Linked DNA regions of Homo sapiens: region 1 is linked to region 2. A link is a contact called in ENCODE Hi-C or POLR2A ChIA-PET data. All regions are on one chromosome and are shown on one strand. Each heading gives the region's core, a stretch centred on a gene start or an enhancer-like site at or near the end of the contact. The rest is flanking DNA. Distances are from core to core; before and after follow the strand shown. Region 1 holds the start of TSPAN8 (tetraspanin 8). Region 2 holds the start of LGR5 (leucine rich repeat containing G protein-coupled receptor 5).

The links. Hi-C counts contacts between places; a loop is a spot of excess contacts on that map. ChIA-PET counts read pairs that join two places held with the same protein, here RNA polymerase II (POLR2A).
Region 1: a map of HepG2 shows a loop between it and region 2 (3-fold over the local background). The contact joins the promoter of TSPAN8 here to the promoter of LGR5 in region 2. A Hi-C loop is called at or near these places in 2 of 168 maps with a recorded cell type or tissue (both HepG2). POLR2A ChIA-PET finds 5 or more read pairs at or near these places in 1 of 52 experiments (HepG2).

The regions. Positions count from the first base shown.
Region 1 is chr12:71,151,930-71,159,337 of GRCh38, reverse strand. It overlaps TSPAN8 (tetraspanin 8), which reads left to right and starts at 1,339. Exons shown (of 9, transcript NM_004616.3): 1 at 1,339-1,408; 2 at 1,551-1,719. The coding sequence starts at 1,660.
Region 2 is chr12:71,435,919-71,443,157 of GRCh38, reverse strand. It overlaps LGR5 (leucine rich repeat containing G protein-coupled receptor 5), which reads right to left and starts at 3,360. Exons shown (of 18, transcript NM_003667.4): 1 at 2,866-3,360. The coding sequence starts at 3,077. LOC124902962 (a long non-coding RNA gene) reads left to right here. Exons shown (of 3, transcript XR_007063364.1): 2 at 1,571-1,690.

The DNA of each region.
Region 1 (7,408 bases), core at 90-2,589, 280 kb after region 2:
ATCTGTAATTTTTTTTTAATTTTAGCCTCTGATAAATAATCATTTCTGGGACTATGAATCAATTTTGGTTTTCATTCAATCTGAAATTATTCTTTCAGCCTTGGATTATTCTATATACAAAATATCTCAATAGAAGGTTGTGAAACTATCCATTTTCTAGTAGGAAAGAGAACACAAACAATTTTAGTGATGATTTATATATTAAGCCATTATTTTTGGAATTAATCCTAAATTTGGCCTTTAACGCTATATATTATTGTTGATAATGCATTAAAATATATTGTATTTGTAGTCAGGGAGTAGAATTGTTTCAAAAACATTGTATGCCAGTGAAAATTAGAAATAATATTTTTCTTTTGTAAGGAGTTCATGCTTGCTTATCGTGTAAAACTTAGCAAAGATTCTAAAGAATAATTTTCTCAACAACCTTTTAAAGTAGAGGGTTCTTTTATTTAGGGGGAGAAGAACTCCCTTTGAGAGGCAGGATGTGGAAACTAACATGACCCAGGCTGTTTACACAAAGCAGTCCACACCTCCCTGATGATGTCGGAGCATTTTGCCTTTACCTGAGACAGCTGCCTTCTATTAGCACTAGAAACAAATAGTAAAATCTATGGTCACTGATCCATGACCACCTTCCCATTTTGAATTTTTTTGTCCGGGAGGACCTGGAATCCAGAAACTGAGTTGGTGGAGAACAGCTGTTGCTAGATACAATTTATCAGAGGAAGGAAATTACAGTGTCCACCTTAAAAACAAACCAAGCTATCAGAATGACTACGCATTATAAAATGAAAACAATGTTGCAGTCAGTGCCACTTTATGATTTCTTTCCCTTTGTATCATAAAGAAATAAAGATAAAAAGCAAATGGTCTTATCATGATAGGCAAGGCTGCCTCTCCCTCTGCAATTTCTGTGGTGTATTTACGGCAGCTCTGGAATTCTTTTGAAATAAATTTAGATGTTTTGGAGGGCAGATACATGTAATGGTTATTTTACTATTCTAGGTTTAATGATAACAGGTTGCTATGTCTAAGCTTTGATATTTTGCAGATTTCTAAATGCATTTTATTGCATTTAGAAGGAATTTTGTAGTATTGAGAAAATGCAATGCAAAAATGAGTAGAGATACAATGTCCATTTAACTCAGAACAAAACAACCTTATTTCCCCATAGTTGAAATGGAGGGCGGGGAAGTCAGGCAGTGGTTTCTGAAAGCCAAGAACTTAGTAGCACTGTGCCATTCTCTTGCCTGATCCAGTGCCATTCCCTTCACTTGATATCTGTTTACTTTAGAGGAGGCAGTTTTTGAGAAAGGATCATAAATATCCTGGCCCAGTGCCCCAGGAGCTATGACAAGCAAAGGAACATACTTGCCTGGAGATAGCCTTTGCGATATTTAAATGTGTGAGTTAATAGCCTTTGAGATATTTAAATGTGTGGGTTAATAGCCTTTGCGATATTTAAATGTGTGGGTTAATTTTTTTATCCAGTTTAATAACTTTTTATTCCTCCCTCTACTTCTTTGCTTTCTCTTTCTGCTCTGAAGCCGTGGATACAGAAATCTCTGCAGGCAAGTTGCTCCAGAGCATATTGCAGGACAAGCCTGTAACGAATAGTTAAATTCACGGCATCTGGATTCCTAATCCTTTTCCGAAATGGCAGGTGTGAGTGCCTGTATAAAATATTCTATGTTTACCTTCAACTTCTTGTTCTGGGTAAGTGTTTTCCTTTTAATTATCAATTTTATGCAAGAAAGGGGATCTTGATATAAATATCATAAACAAGAACAGACTGTACACTAGAGAAATAAGAGAAGGGGGAAAATGTATTTTCCATGTACTTGTTTGGATTTGTTTGTTCTTTCTTTGGTTATTTCAGTAATTGAAAATGAGCCAAGGACTCAAAAAAGTGCACTTCAGAATGTGAGGATAAACATTTCATAAATGTTTTCATATTGCTGCAAAAAAAAATCACAGAGGAACACAAATGCCCCTTAATTAAAGGACAATTTTCCTTAGTTGTATATCAAGCAGGCCTCCCTAATTTAAGGACTCTGTGGTAAAAACATGGTCTGATTCCATCCGGAGCCCGGGTCCTGATTCCCGCCCTTCACTTCTGGGTTTGAACAGGTGAATCGCAGGGTGTGGGACAATAAAGATCATTTTCAGAGCCTCAAAGACAAAAAAAATGGGTCATGAAAAACTTGAGGGGGAAATGATAAAATTCCTAAATCATAAGAAAATCAAACTAAGACCGTGGATATATATATGTATTGGCATTTTAAAGTCAGTATTTTGATGTGTCATCACCCTACCTTTTAATTGACAGGATTTGTATTTTAGCAATTTGTTATGTTTCTCTTGAAAGTCCATTGACATAGACATAACCAACAAATTGATAACTGATATCTATCAATAGATAATGGAAAAACAAGGTATGAAAAGAGCAGGCTGGGATGTTGGGACATTGACCTTATCATTTTTAGCATATATGGTACAATTAAAGATTGTTTAAATGTCAATCAGTGGAAATAGCACAAAGTATTTAAATGAAAAAAGTATTTTGTATACTGGATTAAAAGCTACCTTATCCACTCCAAGGATGAAAGAACTCTGGTTTTGTTTTTGTACCTGATCTTTAGTAAACAGACATCTCATACCTATGTGTTGCTATATTTCTGTTCTATTAAAATAATGATGAACTTAATTAAACTTAACTACATGAATACAGCTTTATTGTATAGACTGATTTTCCATTCAATGATCAGTAGTGCTAATGAGTACAAATGGATATATTGGTGACTTTTAAATAAGTAAGTAAATATTTAAAAAAGTAAAATAAAGAAGGCAAAAAAAATGGGCTGCTGTTTTTAGGTTAAAAAAATGGGCTGCTTTTGCAAATATTTAATGTAGCTCATGCTACATATATGCCAGTTTTTTAGTTAGTTCTGATACATTTCTTCCCTTGAGATACTTAAATTGATTAAACATTGGGAGCAGGTTATACAAAAAAAGAAAGACCTGTATTCTTTGGTTTTGTTTTGTTTCTAGTTTTTTTTTTGTTTGTTTTTTTTTTTTTTTTTTGGAGAACTTTGAATATTCACTAAAGAAGATAGGATAGGTAATCAACTCCATTGGCCAGCCCAGGTGGCCACAGAAAGATGGCCAATCTTTCTCCATTTTTACTGTATTCACTTCCCCCACCCCATATTATTTTGAAGCACATCTCAGATATATAATTTTGTCTGTAAGCATTTTAGTATATATCTCTGAAACATAATAATTCTTGAAAAAATGTAACCACAACCAGGCGCAGTGGCTCACGCCTGTAATCCCAGCACTTTGGGAGACCGAGATGGGTGGATCACAAGGTCAGGAGTTTGAGACCAGCCTGGCCAGCATGGTGAAACCCTGCCTCTACTAAAAATATGAAAAATTAGCCGGGCATGGTGGCACGCCCCTGTAGTCCCAGCTACTTGGGAGGCTGAGGCAGGAGAATTGCTTGAACCTGGCAGGGGGAGGTTGCAGTGAGCCGAGCTCGCACCACTGCACTCCAGCCTGGGCGACAGAGTGAGATTCCATCTCAGAAAAAAAAAAATGTTACCACAATATCATTATTACACTTTAAAAATTTAATAAGAATTTTTTAAATCAATTGTCAAATTGATTTGACAATTTTAATCAAACTGTCAAATTTGAGCCCATTCAGGGCTGAAATTTCCGATTACCTCATAAATGTTCCTGTTAGAATCAGGATCTAAATAAGGTCCACACTGTGTGGTTGGTTAATATATGTTTCATGTCTATTTTAATCTGTTGATTCTCCCTCAGTCAACATCTCTTTTTCTCCCTACTGAAATTTTATGCACTGGTGTGTGTTGTTTGTTTTATCACATTGCCCACAGTCTGGATTTTGCTGTTTGCATACCTGTGGTGCAGCCTGATACAATTCAAGGTCCTTTTTTTTTCACACGACAATCATAAGTGATTTTGTATTCTTTCATGAGGAGGCACTGGAGGTTTGATTGTGTCCCTCTTTTGTGACGTTCGTAGCCATTGATGGTCAAGTGCCAAAATCCATCATTAGTTCATTAAGTGGTTCAAAGTGATGATATTCTAGTTTCATCAACTTTTCTTTCTTTATTAGCTGGAACACTTTCTATAAGGAGAAACTTCTCATTTACTGTTTAATTACCTGGGTATCCCATTTTTAATATTTTTTAAGTGGCATAAAATACTTCTTTCTCACTCTTTACTTACCAGATTGCAAGTGATGAGTTAAGTTACTAATATTATCCAACAGTGATAAGTTAGTATTTCTTTAAGTATCCTTATGAAACAATAGATCAGCTCCATTACAATGTTTACCCTTATTAATGTGCAATTTGTTCCATCTCTGGCCATCAGGAGCTTCTTCAAGGTGACTCAAGTTCTTTTGAAATGATCCTAATAACTTTGATAGCCTCTTTAGTATTTGGTTTGACATGTTCCAGATCACTTGCTTATTTCCTGTCCAGACCTCGAATCAGCCATTTCTCCACCAAGTTCTGATATCTGTCTTTAAAGAGCTATAGTCATTGTTTTCCTTATGTAATACAGAATATATATGGCACATTTAAACAAACCAAAATATTAATATGCTAATAAATGCAAGGCTCCTATTTTATTAAAGATGTTCCAAAGCACTGAAACCAGTAGCAATCTTCAAATAATGAAACAGTTAAAATATATCTTTGTTGTATTAAAACATCCTGGAAAGTGCTAATAGCTATTATGAAGACATCAGAGGTCAGTGTTTCATTAAACAGCTAATCAGAAATTTGGAATAGATCTAAATTATCAAAATAATAGTCTAGGAAGGGGTAGGTTATAGATTCAGGATTATTTACCTACCTACCTTGATAGGGTTCAGGGTAGATTGTAGAGGTCTGTACCATGCCACACCCAGATATTATCATTGCTTTCCTGGCGAGCTCTGATTATTATTATTATTATTATTATTATTATTATTATTATTATTATTTTGAGACAGAGTCTCGCTCTGTTGCCCAGGCTGGAATACAGCGGCATGATCTCGGGTCACTGCAGCCTCTGCTTCCCAGGTTCTAGCGATTCTCCTGCCTCAGCCTCCCGAGTAGCTGGGATTACAGGCACGCACCACCATGCCCAGCTAACTTTTTGTATTTTTAGTGGAGACAGGGTTTTGCCATGTTGGCCAGGCTGGTCTCAAACTCCTGACCTCAGGTGATCCATCTACTTCTGCCTCCTAAAGTGCTGGGATTACAGGGATGAGGCACCGCGCCTGGCCAGAGCTCTGATTATTTTATGGTTACATTATCTGTTTGTTTCTTTGATAACAGAGACAAGTCTTTCTGATGCTGTAGTTTTCAGTTAGATCTTTCTAACTAACGTGCCTTGGTGATTCCTACCACCAGCATATGTGGTCGGATTTACAATCTCTACATAAGAGATTTTGAAATGGAGTCTTTCAGTGAGAGCAACAATTATAAAAACCAGTGATAACTTCTTAGCCAAGAGGTGACATCAATATTTTAAATTCAAATATAGGCAGCAGGAGGAATCTCTGAGGTTAGGAAAGGTTCCTATATCTACTCTCCCGTCTATGCTCAGCTCTGAGCTCTCAGTTGGAATTTTACAATCCTTCATAGGAAATTAGCAATTTGTCACATTCCTAATGTTTACTTAAGTAAAAATTTTAATGACCCCACTGATGTGGTTTTCTTATAGATGCCCAGGGCCTTATGTTTTCAAATGCATTCTTTCTGGTATAACTTGCAAAACTGAGCCTTTGCAAAGTAGAGCCGATGTTAAAATATCTCTTAGATATGCATGTGGTCATTTAATCTAAACAGACCAGGTTCTTTTGGGGGACAACTTGAGATATGCCCCATAAGTATATGGTGATTTCCATTTGTTAGAATCACTAATTGAAGAAAAACATGTAAAAGTGAAAGTTATTCCTGATCACTCATGCTAGAGTTTGATGCAAGTTAGAGAACTGGAGGTGCTGCAGATAATAGATAAATTATAGGTACGAAACCTATTTCCCTAGTCTTGTTTCAAAAATAGATGAAATGCCCCAATTTTTTAATGCTCCTCTCAGATAGTTCAAGCCTAGGAATATCGTAGATGCTTATGGTGCTTTAGGGGTCTGAGTAAGTATGAAACATGGGGCCTTTGGCTCGTGGATGCAGTAGAATAATGACCAGAGACAGAGAGCTATAGAGAGGCCAGTTCTTAATGAGGGAAAGAAGAATGAGGTACACTATCAATCCCAAATGAGTCATAGGGAGGAGCCAAATTGTAAAGCTGAATGTATTAGTAACTGAAGGAAGCCAGTGCATGACGAGGTTTGAAGAGCGCAGAAAGAAGTCTGAACTTGGAGAGAGTCCAGGATCCAGCATTTCGATATTCATCATTGTATTTTATTGAGATTGGATGTGCTGAGAGCAATTAAAAGATTGGAGGCAAAGCAGACATAACCCTGAGATGGTGGTACACTAAAAGGAATAGGACACAATTATATCTTATTGTGTCCGTTGATGGAATCTTTCAAAATGAAGACCTAACAATGGCTGAAGTGTATGAATTTTGTAAATACAGTGGTTGCCTGACCCTATGTAATTAGCATGGAGCTAAAACAGCACCAAAAGGCATTAGAGTCCACTGGTTGATAGAGCAGGATAAACATCAGCTCCTTCATCAGTAGCTGTGCTTCTTTGGGGAAATTGGTTAACCTCTCTGTGCTTTATTTGTCCTCATCTGTAAAAATGGGGATAGTAGTAGTATCTACCTCATGGGTTTGTGGTGATGATTAAATAAGTTAATATATATAAAGAAGTAGGAATTAACTAGATAAATGTTTAAGAAAAAGACATTTCAACCAGTATTTTATAGGTGTTTTTATGAAGCAGAAATATGTAACTATTTGGCATAGTGATGAATAAATTTAAATGTTGAGTTTTAAAACGAAGAGGAAATAAGATAGCAAGAATATGATAAGGCAGAAATTCTTCTATCATGAATTAAGGGAATGGGGAAAAAGTGGATTTTGTAAACAGACTGACTGAGATTTCAATCCTGAATCTACCCCTTCTTGTTCTGGAACATGTCCCTTGGCTTTTGCATGCTCCAGTCTTTGGATTTGTAAAATAAAAATGATCACTTTACCTGGCAGGATTAATTTGAAACATTAACTAAGCTATTTTATGAAAACCTGTAACCAAGGACTGACCATCAATAATAGCACAATTAACATGTTTTTCCTGATTCCAAACATCGTAATTGCTTTTTCATTTACAACTATTAGAATATACTGTGACAGTATTTTATACATAATGGGCTTTCAAATGGTAAATATAATTTTAGCCCTACTCTGATCCTC
Region 2 (7,239 bases), core at 2,111-4,610:
AGCTGGAACTTGCCATCATCAATCTGTTTGAAGAAAAGGAAATGCTTGTTCTTTTTTTGAAGGGGATTGGGTGATAACATTTTGACTAAATAAATGATGATAACCTCTTACAAATAATAAAAGATAGTAGTTCTGGCTTTTTACCACATCAGTCTTGGTACACTGCAACTTTTTCATCAAGGCTTAATTTCTACTGGGCCCCAGTGGAGTGGAGCTATAACTTTGTGTTCCCTTTCAACATCAAAGGGAAGTTATTCCTTCAAATAAGAAAATCAGTAGAACACATACTCATTTATTTGAATATGAATAAATCAAAATTCCTCTTTTATGTTTTGGCTGCACAAGTGAAGACAGAAATGGTCAGAGAATACTAGGTGTAACCAAAAGAGGGCATCATCTACCCTTAATGTCTGCACAGCGTTCCTCTGGTTGTAAGAAACCAACAAAGCCCCCAAACCCTCAATACCTGCTCAAAGGGCATCCCATGGGCCCTGGCATTTTTTAGTATATAGGGACACCAAATTATGAAATCACACATTATAAAGAACACCACATTGCTTATTTACTTCAGGACTGACTTCTATATTCAGCACTCATATTCCCTGAACTGTGTTGCATTAGAAATAAGTATTTAACATTTACTGTATCACTTTTTACAGATACTCTGAGTTTAATATTTCACAGGGCACTGGGAAAATGTCTTCTTAGGCCAGGGTACAGGCTGTCATCACATGAGAATAATATGGCACTTAATTTCCTAATAGTATCTTAACTTCAAGAGGTTATCTATAATATAGATAGATAGATTGTTCTATCTATAGATAGATAGGGAACATTGGCAGTAGGTGGCAGTAAGTTCCCCTGAGCACATGGAGGACACAGTTAAATGCATTTGAGGTATGTGGGAAATGGTTTAAAGCAGAATTTTATGCCAACTTTTAGTAACGGAAGCCTAACAAATGTTTGTTCTTTCAAGTGAGAGAAGCAAGCAATCTGGAACTATTCATAAGCTTATTTTCTGTATCCTTAAACATATTTTATAATGAATGTATGATTTAAATAGTAAGTTAAGTGTCTGGGGGTACTGCACACCTCCCTTGCATACAGTCAAACTTCTTCAGGGTGATGGGGAAGAGGAGTTATAGGCTGCCAAGCAAAATTGCCAAACTGGTCTCAGAAATTCACTGCATTGGAGAGCGCGGGATCCTTGCAACACTGACTTTAGCAGTTAAACTAGAGTGGTTGGGGATGAGTATTCTGCTTTGTAGTAGAGATAGCTGTTCAGGAGGAGGAAATGTGAATTCTGAGAGCGTGATCATTTAGGAGAGATTTCCATTCCTGGAACGATATCACTACCACATGCACGAGTGCAATTGAAGGGAAACCTGGTGGGGAAACAGTTTTAACATTCTTTCAGGTAAAAAAGAAAAAGCAGTCAAAATAGCTTTATGGTAGAGGAGGAGGCGACCTGCCATCTACCAATCCTAAAATCTAGCAGAATGGTACCTTTCTTTAAAGACAATATTAAAGCAAGTAAAAGATGTTTTTTTCTTCCTCACTCTGTCTCCAGAAAAAGAATCACTACCTAGTGGAAAATGTTGTGCAAGCCTCTTCATGTTTCTTCCCTCCAGAAAACAACTAAACAGATGGAAGAACTGGTTCACAAACATCCCAACTCTCTCCTGCCAAGGTACATCAGAGAAGCCGAAAACTGGGACTGCATGGGCTTGGGGTGGGCTCGCTGCAATGTCTTGATCTAAAACCTAAATGTTTCACCTTGTGGTAAGGAGCACCTGTTTCCCAGAGTGGCCTAGAACCTGGCCTCTCTGCTGGAAGGAATGAAGCCCCAGATGCTTTGCACGGGGGTGGAGAGAGTAGTCGCCTTGGTCTCCGAGAATAGGGTTCCTCCTGGGTCACCGCGTTCACCCAACTACCTGTTACCTTCGGGCCTGGGTTTTCCACAGAAAAAATTACGCAATGAGCCGCCGCCTCAGGGCTTTGGAAGTTGCAGTGGGGAGAGAAGGGGTGGGAGAATCCCCCAGGGATGATAGAGAGCTTCAGGTCTCCCTTTGGGTGTCGGTGCCGCTGTTTACCAGCCCAACAGCCTTCAGCCCACTTCCCCTTTCCTCCCCGGGGGAAGAGATGGTTAAAGATTACACAGCGGCCGCGGGCACTTCAAAGGGCGGCGCGGGCAGCCAAAGGTAAAGATAACGTTCTGGCAGCTCTAATCGGGGTTTGTGGTTGCCACATTTTAATCACGCCGTTAAAAAAGAAAGAAAATAAAAAGAAAGGAGGGAGGGAAGGAAGGAAGAAGGGAGGAAGGAAGGGAGGAAAAGAGGAAAAAACCCCAAAAAGGTTACATCACGTCACAGTGCAAGGGATGCAGACTAAAAACCCTTTGGAGCTGGGCAAGTTGTTTCTCCTTTGGGGAAACTTTCTACAGACCATCTTTTCGTGGAATGCGACTAGACGCAGAGAGGCGGTTGGGGCGGGGACCAGATGGCAGCCTGCCTTTGGGTACCAGGCTCTGGGTCACAAATGTCCACTCCGCACGCAAATGCCTGCATTTGCAGGAATTCGCCCTGCGATGTTTCTAGCGCTGGACTGGGAAGCTGCGGCGCAGCAGCGCTTTCCCGGGTTGCACTCGAAGCCATTTCTCTGCGGGTCCAGAAAGTGCCGGCACGCTACTCCCCGAGACACGTGCATTTCTCTGGGGGCCCTAACAGGCCTGGCCAGGATGCCCTTGACAAACTCGCCCCCCTCCCCCACGAGCAGGCGGGCGCCGAGGAGCCTCCAGCCTCGCCTTGGACGAACCTTCCTTCCCCTCTTAGTCTCTCTCCCGGAGTGACGTGGGGAAGTACTTACAGGTAGGAGGTGAAGACGCTGAGGTTGGAAGGCAGCTCCGAGAGCCCCAGGTCGGAGCAGTCCACCCTGAGCAACATCCTGCCGTCGGGCTCGCAATGACAGTGTGTGGGGCAGCCCCTCAGCAACACACCAGACCTGGGAGAGCTGCCCCCGGTCGCCAGCTGCAGCAGCACAGGCAAGGACAGGAGCACACCGAGCCGGGAGGTGTCCATGGTGCCCGAAGTAGGGGGCCACGAGCCGGACGCGGGCGGAGAGCAGCACCGGACTGCTACGGGCCGTGGCGCGCCGGGCGCCGCTCCGTGGGCTTCTGCAACTCAGCGGGCGTCTGCAGCGCCAGACGCCGCGTTCCTGACCCCACGGCGTGGGCGGCGAGGAGAAGCGCGGCGGGGACAGAGGTGCCGGTTGCCGCCACGCCGGCCTTCGGAGCAGCCCTGGCTGCAGCGGCGACAGTGGCGGTGCGCCTTGCTGCTGCTCGCGGCCTGAGCGGTGTGGAGCAGCATCTCTGCTTGCACGCTCGTTTTTTAAAGCGCTCCAGCCCGAATTGCGCGCCCAGTGACGTCAGCGCAGCCTGGCTTCCCAGGCACCCCCCGCCCGGCCCCACTTTCCCTCCACTTGTCCCCTCCCTCCTTTCCCAAGTCCTGGGCTGGGAGGCAGCAGGCAGCAGGCAGCGCGCGGTACTGGCGAGTTCTCGGCGCTCCCACTGAGCCTCCGCCTGGAAGATTCAGTGCTCAACGCCGCGCGCCGGAATAGGGGACCCCCCCACCCTTACCCCTTCATGCGTGCTGGAGACCCAGATCTAAGAGTCGAGAGGGACCTGCTTCGGAGAGACCTAAACAGACGCACAAGGACTGGAGGATGCGGCACGTTTCCTCCGAGCCCGCTTCAAATAATGGATGAGATACTTGAAGTGATTAAACAGAATAAAACAAAACAAAAACACAAAAACTAAAATCCTATGCAGAGAAATAGTTACGTTATCAGGGTAAGGAGGCAGGCGTCCCCGGCGAATGATAGGTGGCCTTTTTGATCCTTACGTCTGCCGCACTGTCTGGCTCGCTTTTGCCCTAAAATCAAAGCTCTAGGCTAATCGCTAAACAAATACAGCTCCTGAGCGAGCACTCCACTGCTGCCTTCCTATCTCTTGCGGGGTGAGGAAGTCGAAGTGACTCATTTGTTTTTTAAAAGTGGTTTAGAATACCCTAGAAGTCACTTTTAGTAAATCGATGCCAGAGTGACAGATGGCTGTTTGCTAACTTCCAGGGACTTTTCATCTTAAGTGTCCCAGCGCTCTCTGAACTGAGAGCAGTCCCACCTATGTGAGTGACACTGGGCTCTGAGAACCGCTGCAGAGCGCCAGGGGGAAAATGCATGCTCTTGCTTCAAAAAGTGTCCTATAGTGAATCTGCAGGAAAAAGGAGGAAAAGGATTCAGGGCTTTCTTGGAGAGAAGCCCTCGTTGAGGTACAAATAGCCCTCGCCAGACCTGAGTGAGCTGCTGAAAGAGGTGGTATTCCAAGCCTGCCACACCAACTCACAAAAATGCAGTTTTCACTCTGGGGCACAATGCCTCACAGCATCATGAAGGCAGGATACCCTGTTGATTTTCCAAGTCCTTTTTAATCTTCCTGCATTTAGACTGCCCAACAAAATTTCCCAAATAAACGTCTAAATTTTAGAGTTGGGAAGAGCTGTTTCTCTGTGCAGTGTATGTGCCTTCCTTCATGTCCAAACCTCGCTGTTTGTTCACCTAAAATATATAATTTCTTGACCACAATCTGTAGTCTGAACATCTTCCTTTCTTGGGTGAAAAAACAAACAACAAACAAAGCACTTGACAGTGCTAGTGCCACTGAAAATTGTGAGTTAACTCCGGTTTCCGCACAATCAGTACAGAGAGCCCGCGTCTCTGGACACCCTTTTCCTTCACTTTTCCCTATGTATACCACATTCACTGCTACTCTGTGCTTATTCTCACATTATTCTTGCTTCCCTTAGCCATTCTTTCCACATTTAAAGAATGCCTACCTTGTGTCTTTCTTCCTTTTTTTAAACATTTTAAAAAAAATTTCAATGGCTTTTGGGGGTACAAGTGGGTTTTGGTTATATGGATGAATTATACAGCGGTGAATTTTGAGATTTTAGTGCACTCATCACCCAAGTAGTGTATGTTGTACCCAATATGTAGTTTTTAATCCCACACCCTTCTCCTACCCTCCCTTTTTGGGATCTCCAAAATCCGTTTTAACACTCTGTATGCTTATGCATATTCATAGCTTAGCTCCCACTTATATGTGGGAAAATATGGTATTTGGTTTTCCATTCCTGAGTTACTTCACTTAGAATAATGGCCTTCAGCTCCCTTCAAGTTGCTACAAAAGACTTTATTTTATTCCTTTTTATGGCTGAGTACTCTTCCATGCTGTATGTATACCACATTTTCTTTATCCACCCACTGGTTGATGGGCACTTACGTTGGTTCCACATCTTTACAATTGTGAACTGAGATGCAATAAAAATACGTGTGCATGTGTCTTCTTCATATAATAACGTCTTTTCCTTTGAATAGTGATATGGTTTGGCTCTGTGTCCCCACCCAAATCTCATGTCGAATTGTAATCCCAAGCATTGGAGGAAGGGCCTGGTGGGAGGTGATTGAATCATGGGGGTGAATTTCCCCCTTGCTGTTCTCATGATAGTGAGTTCTCATGAGATCTGGTTGTTTAAAAATGTGTTGCATTCCACCTTTGCCCTCTCTCTCCTGCTTCCTCATGTGAAGACGTGCCTGCTTCCCCTTCTTCTTCCACCATGATTGTAAGTTTCCTGAGGCCTCCCCAGCCATGCTTCCTGTACAACCTGTGGAACCATGAGCCAATTAAACCTCTTTCATTATAAATTACCCATTCTCAGGTAGTTCTTTATAGCAATGTGAGAATGGACTAATACAGAAAATTGGTACCAGGAGAGAGGCATTGCTATAAAGATATCTGAAAATGTGGAAGCAATTTTGTAACTTGGTAATGGGCAGAGGTTGGAACAGTTTGAATGGCTCAGAAGAAGACAGGAAGAAGAGGGAATGTTTGAAACTTCCCACAGACTTGTTAAATTGTTGTGATCAAAATGCTGATAGTGACATGGACACTGAAGTCCAGGCTGAGGTGGTCTCAGATGGAGATGAAGAACTTGTTGGGAATTGGAGCAAAGGTCACTTTTGTTATTCATTAGCAAAGAGGTTCTAGGCATTGTGCCCCTGCCCTAGAGATCTGTGGAACTTTGAACTTGAGAATGATGATTTAGGGTATCTGGCAGAAGAAATTTCTAAGTGGCAAAGCATTCAACATGTGACCTGAGTGCTTCTAACAGCATAAGCTTATATTTGTGAGCAAAGAGATAATCTGAAACTGAAACATATTTAAAAGGAAAACAGAGTGTAAAAGTTTGGAAAATTTGCAGCCCTGCCAAGTGGTAGAAAAGAAAAACCCATTTTCTCAGGAGTAATTCAAGCTGGGCCTAGGAAGGAAGAATGATTTTGCAGGCTGGCCCCAGGGTCTGGGTGTCCCACTTCCTTAAGCCCCACTGCCCTGACCAACCTCAAGACACTGCTCCCTGCATCCCAGCCACTGCAGTTCTAGCCATGACTAAAAGGGCCCAAATATGTCTGAGGCAGCTGCTCCAGAGGGTGTAAACCCTGACCCTTGGCAGCTTTCGCTTGGTGGTAAGCCTGTGGGTATGCAGAGGGCAAGAGTTGAGGCTTGGGAGCTTCCACCTAGATTTCAGAGGATGTATGGAAATGCCTGGATGTCCAGGCAGATGTCTGCTGCAGGGGTGGAGCCCTCATGGAGAACCTCTACTAGGGAAGTGCAGAGGGGAAATTTGGGGCTGGAGCCCCCACATAGAGTCCCCACTAGGGCACTGCTTGGTGGAGCTGTGAGAAGACGGCCACCATCCCCCAGAACCCAGAATGGTAGATCCACTCACGCCTTGCACCATGTGTCTGGAAAAGCCTCAGGCACTCAACACCAGCCCATAAAAGCAGTCACCACAGAAGCTGTTACCTTCAGAGCCTCAGGGGCAGTGCTGCCTGAGGCCTTGGGAGCCAACTCCTTGCATCAGTGTTGCCTGGATGTGAGACATGGAGTCAAAGGAAATTATTTTGGAGCTTTAAGATTTAATGACTGCCCTGCTGGGTTTTGGACTTGGATGGGGCATACACCCCTTTTGTTTTGGGAAATTTCTCCCTTTTAGAATGTGAGCATTTACCCAATGCCTGTACCCCCATTGTATCTTGGAAGTAACTAACTTGTTTTTGATTTTATAGGCTCATACACAAAAGGGTACAGGTACAGGCTCTTTTGGACTGTAGACATTTGAGTTAGTG